3 separate regions of the Homo sapiens genome follow, and regions 1 and 3 are each linked to region 2. A link is an interaction called in ENCODE POLR2A ChIA-PET data of the cell type or tissue named here. Cell type or tissue: HepG2. All regions are shown on one strand. Region 1 holds the start of LOC124901532 (small nucleolar RNA U13). Region 2 overlaps LINC01622 (long intergenic non-protein coding RNA 1622). Region 3 has its middle 17 kb from the start of LINC01622.

Evidence for each region. ChIA-PET counts read pairs that join two places held together with the same protein. Peaks named below come from ENCODE experiments on the same cell type or tissue, not always from the same donor. Only the 100,000 strongest peaks of a DNase experiment are listed, where the experiment ranks them.
Region 1: POLR2A ChIA-PET joins it to region 2 with 19 read pairs; 2 of 35 experiments call an interaction of 5 or more read pairs at or near these places.
Region 3: POLR2A ChIA-PET joins it to region 2 with 13 read pairs; 2 of 35 experiments call an interaction of 5 or more read pairs at or near these places.

The regions. Positions count from the first base shown.
Region 1 is chr6:1,178,920-1,186,919 of GRCh38, forward strand. LOC124901532 (small nucleolar RNA U13) reads left to right here and starts at 7,599; the gene lies at 7,599-7,701. In HepG2, a CTCF peak has its summit at 3,954; DNase peaks (open chromatin) are centred at 3,972 and 4,342.
Region 2 is chr6:1,051,721-1,059,720 of GRCh38, forward strand. All of the region lies in intron 1 of LINC01622 (long intergenic non-protein coding RNA 1622), which reads right to left. Among named protein-coding and RNA genes, the nearest start is that of LINC01622, 46 kb to the right of the region's middle. In HepG2, no CTCF peak of the experiment used is centred here; DNase peaks (open chromatin) are centred at 3,471, 4,151, 4,521 and 4,961; H3K4me3 peaks cover 2,156 bases.
Region 3 is chr6:1,113,922-1,121,921 of GRCh38, forward strand. No RefSeq gene overlaps it. Among named protein-coding and RNA genes, the nearest start is that of LINC01622, 17 kb to the left of the region's middle. In HepG2, no CTCF peak of the experiment used is centred here; DNase peaks (open chromatin) are centred at 3,800 and 4,530.

The DNA.
Region 1 (8,000 bases), 130 kb after region 2:
AGGAGATTAAGAAGGAAAGACATCAGGGAGCTCTTGACCATGATGTTGGAGCTCAGTGTAGAAAGTGTCACCCACTGCTGAGTGGATGACAAGATCACCTGATCCCTAGATGTCTCATGTCCTATATAGCATGCCTCCCTGCCTGAGGCCAAGCCAGGCCACTCTTGGGGCTGCTTCCTGCTCTCTTTCTTACCTGTGTAATTTCAAAATAAAATGACAGTAACTTAGATACTCTGAAATGTCTCTTAAAACCCCCAAAAAGGGCTGGGAGTGGTGGCTCATGCCTGTAATCCCAGTACTTTGGGAGGCCGAGGTGGGTGGATCACAAGGTCAGAAGTTCAAGACCAGCCTGGCCAAGATGGTGAAACCCTGTCTCTACTGAAAATACAAAAATTAGCTGGGCACGGTGGCAGGCACCTGTAATCCCAGCTACTCGGGAGGCTGAGGCAGGAGAATTGCTCGAACCTGGGCAGCAGAAGTTGCAGTGAGCTGAGATCGCACCACTGCACTCCAACCTGGGCAATAGCTCTGTCTCAAAAAAAAAAAAAGTCCACAAGACTTTGTCAAGATGGAAATGAAGTAGAGACCTTGAACCTGGAGGGGTTTTTAAGCGAATGGAGGACCAGTGGACCTAAGATGTGTACCTGCCCCTGGGGTTAATCCTTCTAGTTCATAACTTGGATTAATAATGGGACAAAATCTCTTACTAGGACTAAAAGCAAGAAAGAATATTTTTAGATGCTTTGTTCCCTCCCCTGCTCCAGCCACACTGTGCCTCTTGCCAGATAAAATACAAGCATTTCTGTACCTTCTCCTGCATGACATAAACAAGACCTAGGATTTGATGAGTTCTGTCTTAGATGAGACTTGGGACAGGCCACAGCTCTGCCCAGCCTCATCCTGAGTAAGTCAACGTTAACTTGATCCACCCTGTAATCAAAGCATGATTTATTCTGGAACCCTGAACCCACAGCAAAACATTAGATAACAACTAGCCTATTAATAAGAGATGAAAGTGTTATTTTTAGATTAGGTTAACCTGGAAAAAGGTTGACTCAATTCTGGCTTACTGAGACGACCAAGCTGTGTACATTAACGGATCATCTATTTATGTACTTAGCAGTGCTCAAATTAACAGGCACGTATCCACTCTCGTAACGCTGTGGTTTTCTGAAATGGGCGCAGGTGTTCCATGTAGGTAAGAGTCACCTCTGTGAACACACGCATTTCTCTTTCCTGTTAGAAAATACCTGAAATCTCTTCCGAATGCTGTGCAGACTCCAGCCTGTACGGGTATTACAAACTGAACCCCCACTGCCCTCCGACTGGCTGCACACTGAGTTAGCATCTGCTCGCCCTTCTGCCCCATGTTCTTTGAGGGTGAGGAGGTGGTAAACACGGGCATGACACAGTGTAAGCATGACTGCTGCCGCCGGCTCTTACTGTAAGGTTTTTAGTTAAGAATTCATTTCTCAATTCCCCGTGGAGCTAACTTACAAAAGAATGAGGAAGAATAATGAGAGCATTTTGTCAGGAAAAAAAAAAAAACTTTTTTTAAAAAAAAACAATAGCCTGCTAATGATGTAGATGAGATCGTGTCCATTTTACAGACAAAGAAATTGAAACCAGAAGGCTCATCATCGCAAAGCAATTTTCCATTGATTCTAGAATGAAAATCTAGTTTTTAAAATTTTAATTTCAGTACTATGGCCTCTGTAATATGTATTTCATTACCTGACTAGGAAAAATGAGACCAAAGAAAAGAAACGGAACTTCTAACTCAAACTTATTAAACCAGAACTTCCATTTCTGGCTCTGATGGAGTGACGTGCATCAATCCGACCGTCCTGCACTACATCCTAACTACAAAAGCTGCACAAAATAAAAAACACGTTGTTGAAAGACAACAGAGAATAACCAAGTCAGCCAGTACTGGAGGGGCAACGATGCCAGAGAAAAAGCCCCCAACAGGTGAGTCCAATGTCATTCCTTGCTTCTCCCCTTCAAGCATCTGCTATTTCCCAAGCAACACTAACACAAAGGCAGAGACTCAGTGTTCAGGAGGCTTCACTCCAAAACCTGGAATCCGGGACTACTGAGGCTTCAGAACTAGAGAAGCAAAGAATTTGGAGAAAAAGAAACCGCAAATAAGTGAATACACAGATTGAAAAACATAAGCCACAGTGATAAGGTCTAATGTACAGGTCATTAGAATTCTAGGAAAAGGGGCTGGGGAATAAAGGGACACAAACAATATTTACAGAGGCACTGGCCAGAAATGTTCCCAAAATGCTAAAGACATTAATCTGCAGATTTAAGAAGCTCTACAAGATTAAAGCAGAATAAATTCAGAAGGCAAAAAATAAGCATTGAGATACATCACAGTGACATCTTGCTGAAAACCTCATGGGCACACATGCTGAAAATAAAAAACACAGGAGAATCTTCAAAACAGCCGAGGGTGAGGGCTGGAGGCAGCCAGAGAGAAGCACACATCATACTCAAAGGAGTAACAATTATGCTGATAGCTGATCTTCCAGAAGAAACAGTAGAATCCAGAAGACAATGGGATGGTGTCTTTAAAATGCTGAAAATAATTGCCAAATTCTTTTTTTTTTTTTTTTTTTTTAATGAGACAGTGTCTTGCTCTGCCACCCAGGCTGGAGTGCAGTGGCACAATCTTGGTTCACTGCAAACTCCGCCTCCCAGGTTCAAGCGATTCTCCTGCCTCAGCTTCCCAAGTAGCTGGAATTACAGGTGTGCACCACCATGCCCAGCTAATTTTTGTATTTTTTAGTAGAGACGTGTTTTTGCCGTGTTGGCCAGGCCCATCACTCCCAGTCCAGTGGTACGTTCTTGGGCAAAATATTTAACCTTTTTCAGGCTTCTTTTCCTCATTTTTTCCTTTTTTTGTGTGTGAGACAGGGCGTTGCTCTGTTTCCCAGGCTGGAGTGCAGTGGTGCAATCACAGCTCATTGCAGCCTCGACCTCCTGGGTTTAAGTGATCCTCCAGCTTCAGCCTCCAAAGTAGCAGGAACTATAAGTGTGTGCCACACACGTGGCTAAATTGTTTAAAAAAATTTTTTGTGGAGATGGAGTCACTGTATTTTTTCCCATCTTTTAGATGAGAATACTGGTACCTATCACAAAGACGGTGAAGATTCATTGAGATAATGAATACATGCCCAGTACAGTGCATGACTCATAGTTGACACTGAAAATAGTAGGTATTATTTTTATTATATAGTCACTCCAGGTAGTAGGAAAATACTGAATGACAAAGCATTCAGTGGGAAATAATAACAGATAAGTCCACTGTCACTCAGAATGATGAGGAATATGGCTGAGTACTAACAAAAGCAATATGTTATTTACACAGGCTGATTTCCCTGTTTTGCAGGCTGTGAAATTTGGTTGCTTTAGAGATAGGGTGGTTATTAGACATCAGTGAAAATAAGCACACTGTGAGAATTTATAGGGAAATACATTTAATTAAGTGCCATCTGAGCCACCCACACTGTGAACAAGGATTCTGGCAACAAAGGGTTATTGTTGCCAAGTTCCTGCCAAATGTTATTTTCCTAAGTTAGTGTGTTGGTGGTGGTGGCGGTGTTTTTTCTGGCCAAAGCCTGAACAAAGAATTCCAGATGGCAACATGGAGTGGGAAAGCCTCATCACCGTAGACCAAAATTCTCCCAAAGTCCAAAGAAGATTGGGAAATCCTTTTAAAATATTTCCTTTGGATGGAGGAAGGGAGTGGGTACCACAGGAAATGTAAAGTAGGAAATAACGGCGATTTAACTTAACTTTAGGGTAAATTCTTTGAGGATATTAATTCATTTCTTAAAACTTAGAATGTGCTTCCCCCACCCCCAAGGAGGAACACCAATGCAAGGCCTGGGCAAAGCACAAGGTTCTCACTAAGCGCTAGTTGAACTGAGCAAAACTGACCCCCAGAGCACAGAGTAAGTATGACAGAAATGACATCGACAATGACCAGCTCATTAAGCTCTTCTGCAGGTTTCAGTCTCTGCACTGAGCACTTCACGCGTATCATCAGATCCTGCAACAACCCCATGACAACCTTATTTCTTCCTTGATTCTTAGCTATAGAAATTCAGTCTCAGAGAGGTTAGAGACTTTCCTTCATCACAGAGCCAGTCAGTCACAGAGCTGGGATCAACCCCAGATCTGTCTCACTTTCAAGGTCATTTTCTACCACCGCACTGAGAAACCTGAGTAAAGTCCCAAAACTCCACCTTCACATCAATAGGTCACTAAAACAATCAATGTGTAAGATTAAGCTTGGCCAACAGAGGAATTCTGACCAATGTGAAACTACCGGTCGAGAAACTCAGGAAGATACCTACTGTGTTGGGAAATCACAGGACATTCTGTGTAACAAAGTTCAGTGTTACGGGGTAAAAACTAAAACACCCAACAAGCCAGTGAGGGTCACTTGTATAACTGAGGCTCCACGTTTCCACTGGAGGAGCCGAGTGTGCAGGGGTGTGGTGCAGCGCCTCACACAGCCTTACGCAGGAATGTAGTTGGCACACCCTTCTTTCTCCCTAGCCAGCAGAAAAAAATGCAGATACGCAGATTGAAAGTATAAATGTAAAAATTGCTTAATTCATTGTTAAATATTCTTATAGCTATCAGATGTAATGACAAAGACAGACAATGCCAGAAGTCATGTTTTCACAACTCTTTAGAAAAGAAAATAAGACAGTAAAGATCTGGAAAGCACGTAATTACAGGCTGCAAGTGCAATTTTGTTGCATGAGAGTGACCTGCCTCCACCCCCAGTCTCCACCATCCTTTGGACTTATCCTTTATAAGCTGAAGACTGCTATATCACTCCCAAAGTCTCTACTGAGCTGCTAAACCATACATCCAATTAGCTTTCAGATGGCTCCAGTTACATGTCACAAACAGTTCAAATTCAATATATCAAAAGTATCCAAAATTTAGCTCATAATCTTGTAGTCCAAATACGTTCTTTCTTTAATATCCACTATTCCAGTGAATAGCCCAGGTATTCTTACAACCATTCATGCTGGAGACCCAAGGGTCACCTCGGACTTGGACTCCTCTCTATCTTCTTCCCTCTACAACTGAGTTCTCTCAGGTTTGCCTTGCATATTTCCTGATTTCATCTTTCTCCATTTCTCCCTTTCTCTCTCCCTCTCTCTCTCCACCCAGCAGTGGTGCCTTTAGTTCATCATTGTTTCTCATCTGAATTAAACCAAGTACACCAAGTCCCTCAGTTATTCTTTCTCTAGTCTTGTTCCAACATAATCCATTTTCCACTCTAATCTGGTCCTTTCACCTCACTGACTCTAGACACTTCTGTATAAAGTCCAAAAGTCTTCACATGCCATATAAGATCCTTCATGATCTGTTACCTGCCCACCCTCTCCATTTTTGACCCTTGTCCTTCCTACCCTGTGCCTCCACAATCTAGTCAAAGCAAACTCCGTACTTTATCTCAAATGGCCTTCACGCTCATCTTTGTGCTTATCCTCCCATATCTGTCACACTCTTTCCCTGCTAACCCCTCCACACTCCTATATAAGGTAAGGTCAATGCTAGAAAATGTGGACTTGGCCCCCATCTCCTTCCTCTCGTGGCACCCTGTGCTCACCTCTGCCCCTCTGTCGTGGTACTTACCATATTGGGTTGTGATCATCTTCAAAGCTAGCATCCCAAAAGACAGACATGGATTACTCATCTTTGTATCTATCACCTAGTAGAGTCCATGCAATAATAGGTGGTCAATAAAAGTTTGTGGAATGAATTAATCTAGAAAAGAAGAAAGGAAAGCAAAAAGGGACACCATACATCGGGGAGAGTTTGTTTATAGGCACATTTAACAGTTGTGAGACACAGATGATCTATTATGTTAACAATTGTGAGAGACAGATGATCTGTTATGTTTTCAGAGTTTGGGACTTCAACAGGGAACTAAGAGGAATAAAAGGAAGCCTGATCTCAACGATTTAAATAACATAAAGATCATAACTGAAATATTTAATTGCCTAAAGGGACAAATGGATTCATCAGCTGAAGGGTAAACTAATCCGTAAATATCCCAGGTCTAACAGTGTCTGGCATAAAGCCTTGGTGAAAATGGGCACACCCTGCACTGCACTCTGGTGATAACCCTTAACAAAAAGTGACACCAGCCTGCTGGAGCTTTCCTCCATGCACAACAACTTCAGCCAGGGAGAAGCAGTGGTAAAAATAATAATCATGAAAGATAAATACATAATGGATAAATGGATGGATGAAAAGATAGGCAGTGGATGGATAGATAAGATAGAATAAATAGATGATTGGTAAGTAGATGATGGATAGATGATAGATGAAATTGAATAGATACATGATTGATAGATGATGGACAGATAAATGATGGATAAATGATAGATAATAGATGATAGATACAGAGATCAAATAGAATAAATAGATGATTGATAAATAGACGATGTATAGATAAATGATAGGTGATAGACAGATGATAGATAATAGATGAAATAGATAGGCAATACATAGATGATAGAAAGACAGATGGATAGACAGACAGACAGACAGACAGACAGACAGACAGACAGACAGACAGACAGGCTGGCCATAGCTGTTTTGCTGGTGAAGCTGCAGTGGCAGAACACTGTTGCAAAAATAAATGCAGGCAAAAAATGTGGACATTTGGAAGGTGGAAGCCAATGGACTGTCAGTGGGATCTGCTAAAAAGAAATTTATGGTCTGATCCCACAGATGGTGATATCTGTGGAGGACCAGCCACCTTGTGCAAAAGCTGGGAAGAATGAGAGGAGAAACTAGACAAGAACTAAACAAGTGAAGAGAACAACAGAAGATGGTAAAGAAGAGGATCTAAGGCAATAGCTGCTAAGGTGTTGACCATTAGCAAAACCAGTGCAGAGGGAGAAGATACATTGACACTGAAATTAGAGAAGAGAATGCATTAGTCCCAAAGATACAGAAGCTGAAACAGCCCAATACTCAGGACTTGCACTTCTGGCCATGATGGAGTAACATGGATCAGATTCACCCTCTTACCTTAAAAAACAACAACAAATGGAAATAATTTTAAATAATTTCAGACACTGGAAAAGAGGCAGCAGAGGACAGAGATTCCTGAGAAAAGGGGGAACAAGCAAGGTGAGCCCTGAGATGCCCCGGCTTACCAGGTGGACAGCGTTTTCAGTTAAGTGATGGTGCAAAAAGATGGAATCTAAACAAAGCCTACTGGTTTATGGACACAAGTGAGAATTCAGGGAGACACTCTGGCTAACCCCGTAGAGGAGAGTAATGGAGGAAAGAGAGCTTCACAGGGAAGAGAGCTGCACAGAGAGACCTGCACAGAAGGAGAGTCTGGAGATGGAAAGGGGGTTCCTCTACTCTTCAGCTGAGTACTGGTCAGGGTGTGGATGTGAAGAAGCTGCACCCATCAGGAGTGAGTGGGTGGAATCATCCCTGAGCTAGGGGCAAGGAACTTTGATGTCCCCATAGCAGAGTGGAGAAATCTTGTAATACATGGTCGTGCCCTCAAAAGGAAAAAAGTACCCCTAGACCAGGTTCTTTTGTGGTTCATAAGTGTGATGATTGGGTTTTTTGCTCATGTGTGAGATGTGCCTCCCTCAAACCTCGTTATGATGTCGGCACATCACCCATCTGACTTGGAAAAAAAAAAATCCCTGCACCAAAGGCTGTTCTGGTTCCATCTAACCATGCTTGAAAGCAAACTTCAAAAAGATTAACTGTTTCCAAGCAACTTAAGTATGTCCCAGAACAGACCAAGAATACTTAAAAGAATACAGAAATATCTGACATCCAACAAGATAAAAATTACATCTGGCCATCCACTCAAAAATTACCAGACATGCAAAGTAGCAAGGGAACATAATGGACAATGAGCGGGAGGGAAACTGATCAACATAAACAGACCCAGAAATAACATAGATGCAGGAGTTAGTAGA
Region 2 (8,000 bases):
ACCATAGCAGTTCTTATTGGCTGACATTAACTGTAACAACTTCCATTGGCTTTGCTGCTGGATTCATAATGCTTGCCCTTGAAAATACCCAGTGATTTTAGCCTGTCCAAGAGGGCCTCATCAATAGCCATGAAGGGCCCCTAGTGCTCTTCTAACCCATTTTCTTCTTACTGAGGTCTGCATTCGTCTGTTGGATCTGCCATAACGAAATCCACAAATGAGGGGGCTAAAACAACAGTCATTCATTTCTGCACAGTTCTGAAGGCTGGAAGTTCCAGAGCAAGATGTGGGCAGGATAGTTGTCTCCTGAGGCCTCTCTCCTTGGCTTGTCAATGGCTGTCTTCTCCCTGTGTCTTCACATGGTCACCCCTCAGTCTGTGTGTTGTCTTAGTCCTAATCTCTTTCTATGAGGCCATCAGCCATCACATTAGGGCCCACCCCTATGACCTCATTTTACCTTAATTACCTCATTAAGACCCTATCTCCAAGACAGCACATTCTGAGGTCCTGGGGGTCAGGACTCAATGTATGAATTTTAAGGAGAACAGAATTCAGCCCACAACAAGGTCCCTGCAGGAAGAGCTTTTGAGGGTGACCCCTTACCAAGATCTATCCTCAAGGACGACATCAATATGTGAGCCAGTAGTGTCTTCTCCCAGCGTTCCTGCAGCTGCCAGCCTTGAAGATGCAAAAGCACCCTGTGTGCTCTTTGGTCCTTCTTTGCCCGAGACACCCTGTACTCCCCACACATCCTTGGTCACTGGGTTCTGGATCTCACCACCTCTTCATGAAGATAGTACCTCTAGCTCCTCTTTCATGAGGCTCAGAGATGAGTCCCCAAGGCTTGGCTGGTGGTAGGTTTCTGTGACCTGTCCACCTGAGGGTGTATTCAGAACCACTTCTCCCTTCCTGACACTAGTTCATCTCACTGGAAAATGAGTTCATTCCCAAAAGGATCCATAGCCCCCCATCCTTCTGATGCACTTGGCATTGCCCAGTAAGCTGTGACTCCTAAACAGTGGGCTGTGTGGAATGATTTGTGCTTCTATGTTTTGCTCTTAAAAGACAACTTTCACAGAAGGCTTTTTATAGGTATGTTTTCTGTAGGCTTTTTATGGTATCTTTCTGAGATACTTTTGCTGTTGGTACTTCATAGCCTCTGTCATAAACTAGGATGGAGGCCGGGTGCGGTGGCTGATACCTGTAATCCCAGCACTTTGGGAGGCCGAGGTGGGTGGATCATGAGGTCAGGAGATCGAGACCATCCTGGCTAACATGGTGAAACCCCATCTCTACTAAAAATACAAAAAATTAGCCGGGCATGGTGGTGGGCGCCTGTAGTCCCAGCTACTTGGGAGGCTGAGGCAGGTGAATGGCGTGAACCCAGGAGGCGGAGCTTGCAGTGAGCCGAGATCGTGCCATTGCACTCCAGCCTGGGTGACAGAGTGAGACTCTGTCTGAAAAAAAAAAAAAAAAAAAAAAAAAACTAGGATGGAATTTCATGAAAGCTTTGAAAGAGGAGGGAGAAAAAGAGTGAGCAACCAAGTGACTACTTACTCTATGAGGACAGGGGCAGTGTCTGTCCTTTTCACCCATGTGTACTCAGTGCTTATCCAGTAATTGACACATAGGAAAACATCAATAACTGTGGATTGTTGAAGGCATATGTGGCAATGGTAACTAAGCACTTGAACAAGACAGAGATCCAATAACTAATTATCATTTGGAGCTTAAATCATATTCTCTGGGTATTTTTTTGAGCAAAGACATACTGGAAGTCTTAGTCCTCCACAACGGACCCCAATTTAGGTCCGAAAACTCACATAGGCATAACCATAGCCATGAACATAAACACAACCACGGACACAGACACAGACATAAACACAACCATAGCCATAACTACAGATGTACATGTAGACATAAACATAGTCATCAATGTAGGTATCAACAGCAACACAGAAGTAGACATAGACCTAGACATAGCCATAGCCACAGCCATAGACACGGCCATCAACACAGACGCAGACATCAACAGCAACGTAGACATAGACATAGTCATTAATGTAGGTATCAACAGCAACATAGACGTAGACATAGACCTAGACATGGCCATAGCCACAGCCATAGACATAGCCATCAACACAGACACAGACATCAACAGTGACGTAGACATAGCCATAGACATAGCCTAGCCACATCCATATATATAGCCATCAATACAGACGCAGACATCAATCGTGACATAGACATAGCCATAGACACAGCCATAACCAGAGACACAGACATCAACAGCAACATAGACATAGACATAGCATAGCCGTCAACATAGACATAACCATCAACATTGCCATCAACATTGACACAGACATAGCCATCAACACAGACATCAACAGTGACATAGACATAGACAAAACCATAGACATAGCCATTAACATCGACATCTACACTGATATCGACGTAGACAAAACCATAGACATAGACATAAAGGTAGCCATAGCCATAGAGGCAGACATAAATATAGACGTAATCATAGACACAGCAGATGTAGCCGTAGACACAGCCATAACTGCAGCCATACCCACAGACACAGACATGCACATATTCATATCAGTAGTTCTTTGTCTTCTGTGGACACTGCTCAAGCAAAAGAAATTTGGAAACAGGAAATTCTACTCACTAAGAGTGTTTCTGTCCCATTTCTAGCATCTTCTCAGCCACATAGTACAGTGTGTGCACCATGGTTTCATAGTGTTCTGGATGCTGCTGGGGAAGTAGTGACTATCCCCCTTCAGCACACCCATGGCACAGTACACATCCTGGATTCTGCAAGCCATATCTGGCACTGTTGCCACTTCATCAGTTCATATTGTGGGAGGAATTAAGATGTGAGCCACCGCGCCCGGCCAATCATGACACTTTTGACGTGTTAAGTCAGATAATATTTTGTTGTGGGAAGCTGTTCTGTGTATTGTAGGCTACTTAGAAACACCCCTGGTCTCCACCCACCGCTGAGGGCCAGGGACCCCCTTCCCCTTGTGGTGACAATGGAAAGCATCTCCGACTTTGGCAAATGTTCATCACCTCCTCCCTCCCCAGACACCGGTTGACAACCAGTGGCCCAGCACACAGGGAACAGAGTGGGGAATAGATATGGGAAAGGAATTTCTAGAAATCTCCAGGAGCTCACCACTGTGGCAGCAGGGATGAGGAAATACATCAAAAGGTGATCTAAGTGGGAATTAATTTGATCTTGGCTTCCAACAGCTCCCCTTCCCCATCTTCCTGCCTCCTCCACCCCCACCGGCTATGCACATTCTTTTCTCTTTCACTGAACCTGTTCCAGTATCTGTGCAATCCTCCAGATCAAATTCATTTGCCTTTGACAATTGCCCCTTTGATTCCATGTGGAGGGGGAGGGTGGGCTGTCCCGTCCTGCGGTGAGAGGCTCCTTTCGGTTCCCTGTGATCTCCCTAGGTGTATAGATTGCAAAACTCAGGTATAGACAAGGAGCTTAGACAATAGACAGACTCATTAGGGAGCCCTTTGAAGTGAGCAAACAAGGCAGTGGCAGACGCCTCCTCTTCCCCTTTCTCCCTCTCTCTTTCTTCCCGTCCTTCATTCCAGATGCCCATGGTGGGAACTGGCAAAGCAAAGATCGAAAAGGATGGAATGAGGAAAGAAGTGAGTCTTTAGAGGAGATGTGGAAGCTCCCCGTTGCCTCCTCTCCTCACTGGGCAGTGAGCCCAGGAGGCAGCACCCTGCACGGTCACCTGAGACTGGACCTGAGGCTGGGGGAGGCACTTCTGAGGCCAGACCTGGTGTTACTGTGGGGGCTGCAGGGGATGGGTGCTGGGGTGCAGATGACAAGCAGGCTAGATGGACGTAAAGGCATGGCCTGAAACGTGTCGGAGGGAACAACTCTTCTCTACTCCAAACTTCCTTTCCACATGTGGGTGAGAAAAGTCCACTTAAAATCTCCAGCCCCTGCCTTTCCTCTCTATCCTCGGAAATCTGTCCATGCTCCAGGCCACGAGTACCCATCCCAGCGGGGGAATAAGACCTACCTATCCCCTGTGATTCCTGACTTCATGCCACTGCCCTGGAGAATAGCACAGGCTAAAGGTGCATTTGCATACGGAATAAATGCAAGGAGGCTGCTGCTTTGACCTTGCCTTATTCAACACAGAGACTGGAGGCTATCCTAAAAGAGCTAAGGCCAGCATGAGAACAAATGAACCACAGGGCATCTACTGTCAACTGGAGAAGACCCGTGAAAGCAATATTTCTAAAACAGCATGATAGCAGCTTTGAAAATCAAAGCAGGAGGACTTCCTGGGACTTCATGGAAAGAACCATAACATCTAGCAGGTCCCACTTCATGGAAGTCTTTGGCGGGGGGAGTGTCACCTCTGAAGTATCTTCAAGTCTTTGGACTTTGCACTGTGCACAGCAAGTTTTCTTGCTGGAGAGAAACCAAGCCCTTCACTGACACTACTTTCAGTGTTCACAACGCACTCCAGGGGAGGGGCTGTCAATCAGGCTTCGGGGTAAGTGACCTCACTCGGGCCAGTTAGAAAGTCAGTGGCACATCTGGAAGCAGAAGACTCCACAGCCGGCCGGACGAGGTGGCTCAAGCCTGTAATCCCAGCACTTTGGGAGGCCGAGGCAGGCAGATGACGAGGTCAGGAGATTGAGACCATCCTGGCTAACACAGTGAAACCCCGTCTCTACTAAAAATACAAAAAATTAGCCGGGCGTGGTGGCAGATGCCTGTAGTCCCAGCTATTCAGGAGGCTGAGGCAGGAGAATGGCGTGAACCCGGGAGGCGGAGCTTGCTGTGAGCCGTGATCCTGCCACTGCACTCCAGCCTGGGTGACAGAGCGAGACTCCATCTCAGAAAAAAAAAAAAAAAGGCTCCACAGCCCTGGGTGTCCTCATCTGGTGTCTGGGAGACAGTGAGCACCGCCTATCTGGGACACTGAGCCACCGGCAGCCTTGACAGAGCCAGGACATGCGGCCCCACACAGGGCAAACACAAGGAGTCGGTGTGCTGGCCCCTGGCTCCGGCCCCTCCGGGAGCTGCCAGAGACCCTGTGTTAGCTCTGTGCTATCTTCCAGGGGGCACACCAGATTCCACAACAACCCCCATCCTTTAAATAATATGGTCTCTCCTTTTATGAGCAAATTGCAAACTGTTTATCATGAGATTTTTTGAAGTATGACTTTTGTTATAAAAGATTAGAGAGTTTTTGCTGAGAAATAGAAGAAAACAAAAGAAAATAAACTATAGTCCCACACGGTTATGCAAAGATAACACAAAAGAAAATAAACTATAGTCCCACACTGTTATACAAAGATGACTATTGCTAACATTTTGTTTATATTCACCCAGTCTGTTCTTTGCAGGATGTACTTTTTTTGGGAGAGTTGATGTCTCCCTATGTTGTCCAGGCTGGTCTTGAACTCCTGGCCTCAAATGACCCTTCACTTTGGCCTCTCAAAGTACTGGGATTACAGGCCTGGCCAAGATGTACATTTTTAAAGATAAGCTATTTATCACTCTTCATTAATTTTCCCCAAATGCTTTTGCTTTTTGGAAGGTGTCACACATGTGTCACACACGTGATATGCAAGTGTGTCTTACTGCAATGGTTCTCCATGGTTTTCGATGGGCATTGTACTCACCTATGGAGGTTTTGAAAATATGGATGCCTGGGTTCTGACCCCAGAAGCCCTTTTCTTTTTAATTGGTTTGGGTGTGGTCTGAAAATCTGGATATTTAAACTATCTCCAGTTAATTACACTGTGCAACCCGTGTTGAAAATCTGCTCCTGGGTCTTCCTGCTAATGCCCTTTTCTGGCAAGCGCCAGCCTATCTGGGCCAGCGTCAGCCCTCCTGTGTTACACGGAGCTCACCAGAGCACAGCCTTCGCCCCAGTCCCGCTGCTGCTCCCTGCAGCTGTTGCTATCTTGCTTCCACCCAATGCTGTCCCTCAGCGCTCCCCTTCCACATCCCACCCAGTAAGGAACTACTCGCAGCGACCCCATGGCGACGTGATTTCTTTCTGCAGTGCAGACCTACTTGTTGTAGGCTCAAGGGTGGAGTTAGCAATTTAAAGAATTAAAATGTAGGTTGCCACCCATCTCAGCCTGGCATATGCTCCCATCATCCCCAGGAGGCAAGTAAAATGTATAGAAACCAGACAGCAGGTTCCAGCATCTAGACACCTGAGAACCATAAAAACGAGTCCCTGCTGGCTGTGCCGGCAGCCTCGTCTTCCTGGAGAAGATAAGAAGAGATTAAGATTGCTTTTGGAAGCACTCTAAATGCTAGGTTTATGATAAAGCTCATCTGCCACTTGCAATCAGAAAGTGCTAGTCCTGATAACAAGAGTATTAAACCTCTCCTGGCAGATTTCTGTGTCTTTTTTGAAAAACAACAAGATGGAGGTTTCTTTAATGCCTGTTCTTACCTTTCCTGTTTGTCTGGGACATGTGGATATCTTCAAAAAGCCCATACATTATCACTTGGGTATATGGGCAGCTTAAAACTATGTTTTGCAATATTTTACAGTTGTCCAATTGTCCCCAACCCCTTGTAGTTATGTCATTCTGCAGGTCTGAATGACATAACTAGAACTGATTTGAAGAAGAGTCCCAGTCATTACTGATACTGTGTTTCTTCCAACTCTTACACTCTGGGATCCCATATCCAGGGAAGAAGGCACTGTGGGGGTGAGTGCCCCAGCACGCTAGGCCTAACTGTGTTTTCCCACAGCGTGCTGGTCAGCAGACACAGAGTGTGGTGTGGCAATGACTGTATACAAAGCCTCTTGGTTTAAATAACTTCAGGCCAAAGTGTTGGCCAGGGTGAACCTGTTGACCAGGGGACACAAAGGAGGTAAACACTAAAACCTTTGGGACCCTCGTGCACTGTTGGTGGGAATGTAAAATGGTGTAGCCACTGTGGAACACAGTATGGCAGACCCACAAAAAATTAAACAAAAAATTATCCTATGACCCAGCATTTCCACTTCTGGGTGTGTACCCATAAGAATTGAAAGCAGCGTCTCAAACAGATTCCTGTAGAACCACATTCATAGCAGCATCATTCACAGAAGCCAAAAGATGGAAGCAAACCCAAGCATCCATCCTTAGATGAAGGAATCCATCAGGAAACACGGTCTATGCATACAGCATGGAATTCAGTGTCAAAAGGGAAGGAGGCCGGGCGCGGTGGCTCACGCCTGTAATCCCAGCACTTTGGGAGGCCGAGGTGGGCGGATCACGAGGTCAGGAGATCGAGACCATCCTGGCTAACACGGTGAAACCCTGTCTCCACTAAAAATACAAAAAAATTAGCTGGGCGCGGTGGCGGGCGCCTATAGTCCCACCTACTCAGGAGGCTGAGGCAGGAGAATCGCTTGAACCCGGGAGGCAGAGTTTGCAGTGAGCCGAGATCGCGCCACTGCACTCCAGCCTGGGCAACAGAGCGAGACTCTGTCTCAATAAAAAAAAAAGGGAAGGAAACCCTGACCCATGCTGCAACATAGATGAACCCTGAGGACCCCAGGCTCAGCGAGATAAGCCACTCATAAAAGGACAGATACTGCATGATTCCACTTACTTGAGGTTCCTAGACAGTCAAAAATCACAGAGACTGAAAGTTGAATGGGGGTTGCTGGGGCTTGGGGGAGGGGAGCGGGGAGCTACTGGTGAAAGGGGACAGAGTTTCAACTTGGGAAGGTAAAAAAATTCTGGAGATGGATGGTGCTGATGATTACACAACAATGTCAATCAACGATGCCACTGAACAGCACATTTAAAAATGGTTAAGGTGGTAAATGTATGTTACGTGTATTGTTCCACAATTTAAAAAAACTAAAAACTCAAAACCTTGCTTTTATGAACTTATACAGAAAACAACACAAATCTCCTCAATGTGATGGAGAATCACCTTTGTGTAAAGTGGCTTAGTTGCTGTAAGAGCTCAGAGAGGG
Region 3 (8,000 bases), 62 kb after region 2:
AATACTACAGGTTCTCGCTTATATGAAAAAGACATTTGCTTTTCAAAAAAGATCTTGAGATTGTTATTTAATAGCCCAAGAGTAACTTAAGATTAATCATTGCAACTTGGCCCCGTTCTGGGGAAAAGGCATTTATTTGAAGTTATTGTGTAGATAACCAATGTCATTTGATGGTTTTGAGTGATTTATAATCCTGGGGATTTCCGTTCTCCTCTGATTTGAAACAACAAGCATATTCAGGAGACTTTGCCCCATTCTGACTGTTTCTATCACAGCTATGGTGCCTGGGTATTCTACCTTTCCAACACCAGCCTCTCGCTGCGTGTGTGAGAGAAAGAGATCAAAGCAGGAACAACAAAATCCAGATGCAAATTTACTACATAAATAAATGCTTTAATAGTCTGAAAATGTTTGTGACCTTTTATTTTTTAAAACATCTGCTCCTGCATTAGTCATGCTCTCTTCCAGTAATAATTAGCGAGTGTATTTATATATATCACTCAGGGCGAGTTCTTGTGATTTTTATGTGTCTAGTAGGGCTTTCCATCACAGCCCAGGAAGAAGGCCCCTTGAGAAGTTCTCCCTCTGGTCCACCAGCACCCCTTTCTCCTTTCCCAAACTCTCCCTTTCACCTGGCTCCTCCCAACCCTATGAACAGCTGAATCGCGTTTTCCTGCCACCCTCCTGAACACTGTCTTTCTGAGAGTGTTTTGAGAGTCTCTGATCACTCTCTTACTCTACTTTTTTGTTTAAAAAGCTACTTCTACTCTATCACTGAATGAACAAGGCTGTTGGTTTGCCTCCAGCAACCAGCAACCGTTTACGCTTCCTACACCCTAACCCTAACACTAACCCTAACCCTAACCCTAACCTTGAGCTGGGTGCAGGGGGCTTCTTTTCCTCTCTGTCTCTGGACATCTCTGGTGTACTTTTTCAGAAAGTCTTTTCTGACTCAGAGTAAAGTGATGTGGCCAGACACCAAGACCCAATCCGACCAGGACTTTCATCTTTCATAGGCCTCAAAGTAATGGAAAAGAGCTGTTTAAACTCAGGAGATTTCCTCCTGGCGTGAAAGTCGGTGACATGTTCCTTCCTTTTTCTTCCTCTCTTGCCCCCAGCTGCAGTAATGTCCTTCCTTTCCCACCTCCACCAGTGTCTTCTTCCTTGTTCCCACCCCTACAGTTCCTGGTATGGAGTAAAAACGGTAATATTCCTGCTGGGCAGACATCCTGTGTGCAATCCCAACCACAGCTCACAAGGTGAGTTCTCTGAGGGAGCGAGGCAGGTATATCAGAAAGGGATTTATAGATAACTTAGATGAATCCCTTTTATCCCTGGGAGCAAAAAGAGCTGCCTAGGGCTGTGAGAAGTGATGGCTTCACTGTCTCTCTAACAAGTTCCCCCAGCATCAAGAGTCATTTTCTAATTCCCCTCTTTCAGTGTGGTTGGCCCTGTGGTGACTACCTGTCGTGGCTTAGAACTCTAAGGCATAGTTCCTTAAATATTTGATGCCTCTCATCTGCTGGAGGAGAGGTACTAGAATTAGCCCCGCCCTTGAGGTCATCCAGTTCTTTTGTTCTCCCAGTATTGGTATAGTGTATGTAAATTTCTTTACTCTTGGAATAGGCCGATTTCAAAAGGAAGTCTCTAGTTGGCAAAGTGGCATATTTCTAGTGAATTTGGACTTTTCCTTGTGTCTCACAAGATATCCACCCTTCAGAAGTGGGATCCCTGGACTTTTAACCTAGCTATCCTATTTGCAGGTTGGCCCCATCACCCCAAGCATCTCCTTCTCTGTATCCCCATCGGAAATATCATATCTTTCCCAAAAGGGATGGAGAAGAACATCTTTTCTTGTGGAAATATGTCTCCCTCCTTGAATCTTTTTCCTGCCACACCCCATCAATGCCCCACAGCTGAGATGCAAATGTTAACTAGTCCTAGGCCCCAGCCACGTAGGAAGTGAACTCTCTAGGTTTAACCTCTCCTCCCATACCAATGGGTAGCATCAGATCTAGTCCAGTGAAGAGGAGGGTAGGTCCTTCAAACCAAGGTCTTTTCCAATATCTCTTAGTTTATGTTTTGGCTGAAACCCAACTAAATTTAAACTAAAACATCAACATCAAAAGATATTACGTTGCTTAGCCATGTCGCAAGCTCAACTTTAAAAAGAAGAATGTCTTTCTGTCAAACAGAGTGGTTTTGAGTCATTGTGGTCCAAACCCATGAAAAGACAAATCTCTCCATTATGATGGCAGCCACTCTATTCATGGAGTCCAGAGATCCCCAGTATTGCACAGAGGCACAAATGAGCATCTCCCTGCTTCACCCAGAGCCTGGGAACATGAAGGATCAGCCCTTGATCAGATGATTTTAAGCTGCTGCTTCTTTTCATTAGGAGATGCTGGTTTGGAGACAAGTATGCTCTCATCCTGGACTCGCCAGCCTGGACCACAGTCTAGTCATGGGCTGCTGCTTGGACCAATCAGGGTGCCAAGTCCCAGGCGGGGGCTGGGAGAGGAAGGTGCTGGGCATCAGTGTGGTGTCTGTACCAACAAGGAGGAAGGAGAAAGTAAAGATGAAGACAATACCAAGAGGCAATAGTGTGCAGAGAGGAAAGCGTCCTGAGTCTGGCCACCATTTGTAGAAGTGACACATGAAAGTCAGACATTCCATAGTCAGAATCTTTCCACATTTGATAAAAGAGTGTGAATATGTTAGTCCATCATCCAAATGATTTATAGTATGTAATGCCAGCCCTCACTTATATGAAGGAATTCAACCAATGAGCTCAGACTCATACAAAGAGCAATGTGTGAACTCTAGTCATTGCTAGAGTACTCAGCTGAACCTCAAAACTTGAGTATTAGTCCCCTTGGAATCTCATGTTAAAACTGAATCCCCATTGTAGTGATATTAAGTGGGTAAAAATCCAACTATATCTGGTATTTGAGAGGTGAGACTTTTGGGAGGTAATCAGGATTAGATAAGATCATGAGGGTGAGGCGTTAGTGGTTTAAAAGAGAAAAAAGAGAGACCGGAGCTGGCATGCTCAGCCCCCTATGAGGTAATGCCCTGTGCCACCTAGGGATGGTGCAGTGAGTCCCCACCACAAGAAGACCCTCACCAGATGCAGCTTCTTGACCTTGGACTTTCCAGCCTCCAGAACTGTAAGATATAAATTCTTTTTTAAAATTAATTACCCAGTCTCAGGTGTTCAGTTATAGCAAGAGAAAAAGGACTAAGACCTCCTCTCTCCAGAAAAATTTACATCCAAGCACACATTTTTACAAGCAATTTTGAGTGACTTCACAGATCATAAAGCCATATGAAGAACTCTATCTTAGAATCATGCTGCACAACCTTTTTAGAAAATAATCCACATTTGGGAAATGTAAAAATCTCATATGCTCTTAATGTTAATTGCAAAACAGACCAAATAGTGTAGCTTAAAAAAAAAAAGAGCAAAGTGGTGAGATGGAGACAAAGCTTTTCCTAACTAAGAGGCCCACTTTCAATTCTTGGAAATGACTGCCCTACAGATGCATGGAATAGCAGGCAGGGGAAAGGCTAAGCCCCAGCAATAGGAGTAATTAATATCACATAGCATTTGTGGGTTATTTCATTCTTGACATATGATCAGCTTTGATTCTTTCACAGTCCATAAGAGAGGTAGTATACATTTCATATTTAACTTGCCATGGTCACATGGCTAATAGATTTGAACCTGTGTCTTCTGTCTTTCAATCTTATGTTCAGCCTACTTTTTTTCTCCTGGTATACCTTATCTTGTTGAATCTATCAAAGTTTGCGATACCAAAGTGAACAAAGTTCACATACAGCTAGAAGTTCATTCTGTCTCTGGAAAGAGACCTAGTAGGATGAGGAAGTTTGAGTGGTCCAATTGTCAATAAAATATGAGTCTATCAACTTTTTCCAAAAGAGCACTTTAAATCATTTTGTCATTTTCTACAAACAAAATAAGAAATGTTGATTATAGAAACTGTAACAATTGTAATTGTTACAATAATCAATTATTAATAGAACTGGAATTTTAAATGAGAGTATGAAATAGTCATTTCCCCACTTTGGAACCTGGTGCATCTCTGTTGGAACATTGGGCCACTACCCTTTTCCAATCCAAGGACATGGCACTACATAGAGTGAGGGGCTACGTCCAAGCCAGGAGAGAAGGCAAAACGGGTGCAGGGAGGGAAGGCAGCGAGCGACTGCCTCTAAGCAAGGAAGTGGAGAGAATGGCCATGCTGTTGCTCCGAGATCCCAGAATCCTGCTATTATTACCAACCTATCAATTGGCTTTTCTGAATATCTGAGTCCAAGTAGATATTTTTAGATTTCTACTCTCTTGCTGTTTCAGTGATAAAATCATGAAAAAAACAACAGAGTAGAAACTCAAAAGTGCATTTTTTTTTTGTTACAGAGTGGGTTTTCGAATGGACAGGATGTTCTACACTGCTTACCCTGCAGTGTGACCTTTGCCTTCTTGACATCTCTCTCTGCAGCTGAGTAGAGGAAAGATAACTAAATAAACCTCCCACCTGCCCCTGTCATTCATCCAGATAAAAAAAGCATAATGAAAGGTTTTTGTTTTATTCTGAGGATATGGAGGGCACAATTTTTCCCTTGATAACATCAGACTTGAACAACTGCTTTCTCTTCCCAGTTTCACAGCCACTAAAATTCCCGCATCTAGAATTGTGTTGTTGACCTCTTGTGCAAAAGGATGCTTCAGAGGGCATGGGGGACATTTTACACATAACCTACTGCTAATGAGCAGGGCTTTGTGCCAGACAAGTAGCTATTGCAGTTATTACATTGTATTAGTTAGGTAAAATGCAATAATAATGCTGTAACATGATCTCCCACATAAGACACAGTTTTTTCTCTTAATGCTGTGGCTTGAATGTGTCCCCCAAAGTTCATCTGTGGGAAATTTGATCCCCCGTATGGCCGTGTTGGGAGGTAAGATCTAATTGGAGATGTTTGTGTCAAGGGGGCACTGTTCTCATGCATGGATTGACGCCATTATCATGGGAATAGGTTTGTTATTGCAGGAGTGGGTTCCTTATGAAAGGATGAGTTTGGCTCTTTTGTCTCTCTCTTGCCCTCTCTCGCCCTTCCACCTTCTGCCATGAGATGATGTAAACAAGAAGGCCCCTCAATCTTGAACTTCCCAGCCCCCAGAAGCATGAGCCAAATAAGTTCCTTTTATTGTAAATTACCCAGTCAGTGCTATTCAACAGACTAAGACAGTTAGGTAGCAAGACAGTGATGAATGGTCCAAGGTGAGAGAGTCTTGACAGCACCTGGCTTACAAGTTTCTCCAACTAACAGGAGAAAAACAGAGAAGAGACATCGAATGTATCTTCATTTCTACTCACCTCCCATTGGATCAAACTTAACCCCCGGTCACAAAGAGCTGCAAGGTAGACAAGAAAATGTGGTCTGCAGATGGGTGATCATGTTTCCAACAGCTAGAGGGGTTCCAGAAGGCACCATGGGAGAGTGGATACTGGAGAACAGTAAGCCACCTCTGTCACATGGGCTATCTACAGCTGGCTGGCTCGGCTGGAGATCAGCACATAATAAGGCTACACTCAGGAGTCATTTGAACTGTCAGCCAGGTATGCTAGTTAATTTTACTCTATTCTGTGTTGGCACGTTGCCCTGCTACCTCATACCAATTTCTCCCGCCTAAGTCAACCCCAGTTATCACTTATGGCTTCCTTAATGAATCTACCTGTAAATTCATAAATTAGTTCACACTTCAAGCAGTTGAACTTGTGTGCTGCCCATACAGTTTTCAGGTAATTGCCTTCTGCCTAGAGCATCAATTGTTAGTAATTTCTTGGTAATCTGTACTGACTATCATTTGCCCCTTTTATGTCCTATTTGTTATCACCCAAAGTTATCCATTGGTGAATCAGAACAAAGAAGGAGGCACCCCTTGGACACCATGCTTCACCCTCTGGAGTCTCCAGCTTCTAGTACCTGTCCTACTTGCCCTGTGTAGTGTAGCCTTGGTTGGGCCATTGTGTCCTGTCCCTGTGACCTGAATTTTCCCCTCCAGTTCTTCTGGTGAAATGGGTAAGAAGGAAGCGATGAGCCAGAAGCATCCATTACCTCTGTCAGGAGCTCTCAAAGCACCGTTCCTTCTGACAAGCACGTAGCTGCTGGAGTTGGATACACAACTGAAGAGAAGCTTGGAGAGCTCAAAGATCTTTGGGTATATATTTAATTGATCTGCATTACTATATTGATCCTATGAATTAAAGTTTACGTTTTTTATTTTTCATTCACAAAAGCACTAGGAAACTGAGACAAAATTATTTTTCCAAGATTTCACTGTTGTGGAGCCAAAACCAGTGCTACTATTCATAATATCAACTTATAACCTAAGAACCCTACTTCTAGGCGTCCATGCTAAAGAAATAATCACATATGTAAACAAAGAGCTATGCACAGAGCCGTTCATCCAGCATTGTTTATTATAGCAAAACATTGGAAACTACCTAACTGTCCAACAAAAGGACAAGCATTAAGAACATTGCTTCTCAGATTTTAGTCACCTACAATTTTTCTACATTTACTTAACACTCTTTTTTAAATCTGCTTTAAACAAATTGACTCTTTTTCATTTAGCCTCATTCTAAGCAATAATGTCCATGACATAACATATACATAGAGTAGCTAGATATTTTTTCCTGATATACATTAAAATGAATACTAAACTATTAAATTAAAGGTATTTATCTGGGCTGGAAACAGTGGATTCTGCCTGAAATCCTAGCACTTTGGGAGGTAAAGGGGGAAAGATCACTGAACCCAGGAGTTTGAGACCACCCTGGTCAATGTAGTAAGACCACATCTCTATTAAAAATAAAAATAATCCAGTCTATCATTTTTGGACATTTGGGTTGGTTCCAGGTCTTTGCTATTGTGAATAGTGCCATGATAAACATACGTGGGCATGTGTCTTTATAGCAGCATGATTTATAATCCTTTGGGTATATACCCCTAGAACTTAAAGTATAATTTAAAAAAAAGAAAATAAAAATAAAAATAAAAAATAAAAAAATTAGCTGGGTGTGGTAGCACATGCCTGTAGTCCTAGCTACTTGGAAGGCTGAGGAGGAAGGATTGCTTGAGCCCAGGAGTTTGAGGCTGCCATAAGCTATGACGGCACCACTGTACTCCAGCCTGAGCAACAGAGCAAGACCCTGTCTCAAAAAAACACACGATATTTATCTTCACACTAGCTAAAATAACCTGATATGCCATCAGGGACCCACAGACCCTAGGAAGGATGAGGGAAGCATGGTCTATCCACACAGCGAAGTATTAGCCATTAATAATCGCTAGGTGGTGAAATTAATTACTTGCTGTTTTCCCTTTTTTTGCATTGTATAAGTATGCATTGATTCTAAACCAGGGACAGAAAAGCTTTATTTTTAGGTCTTCAATTAAGCATGAATCCGGGGAGTCAACAAGCTAGACGTTGCCCAAGGGCACCCATGACACAGACAGATCTACAGTGCTGTAAGCATCAGGTAACGACTGCGTGGAGTGCCAGTGCTGCTCCCAATAAGGAAGCATCTCCCGATTGCTTATGCTCTTCCTGTCCCACGTTGGCTGCAGGAGTATCAGATGGTTTCCCAGGGACCTAAGTGGGAAGAATCCGAATAAGCCCCTCTGAGGACAAACAGATGTCCAATAAGAAATGGTGGCTTTGATTGGCTTGTCACTAGCTGAGACCTCCCTGAGACACCTTAAAAGCCAGCCCTTGAGGCGTTTTCACAGGGTTCTCCATTTTTACAGATGGGACCCGCCTGGCCTTCTAAGACCCTCCAGAATCAGAAACAGATGAGAAATCGTATGCTGCTGTCACACGTGAGAGCCACTAACCAACTCCGGTCTCACAGTATCCAACAAAAGGGAAAAGCCACTGCAGCTCATGCCCCTTGAAACTAGTTAGGGAC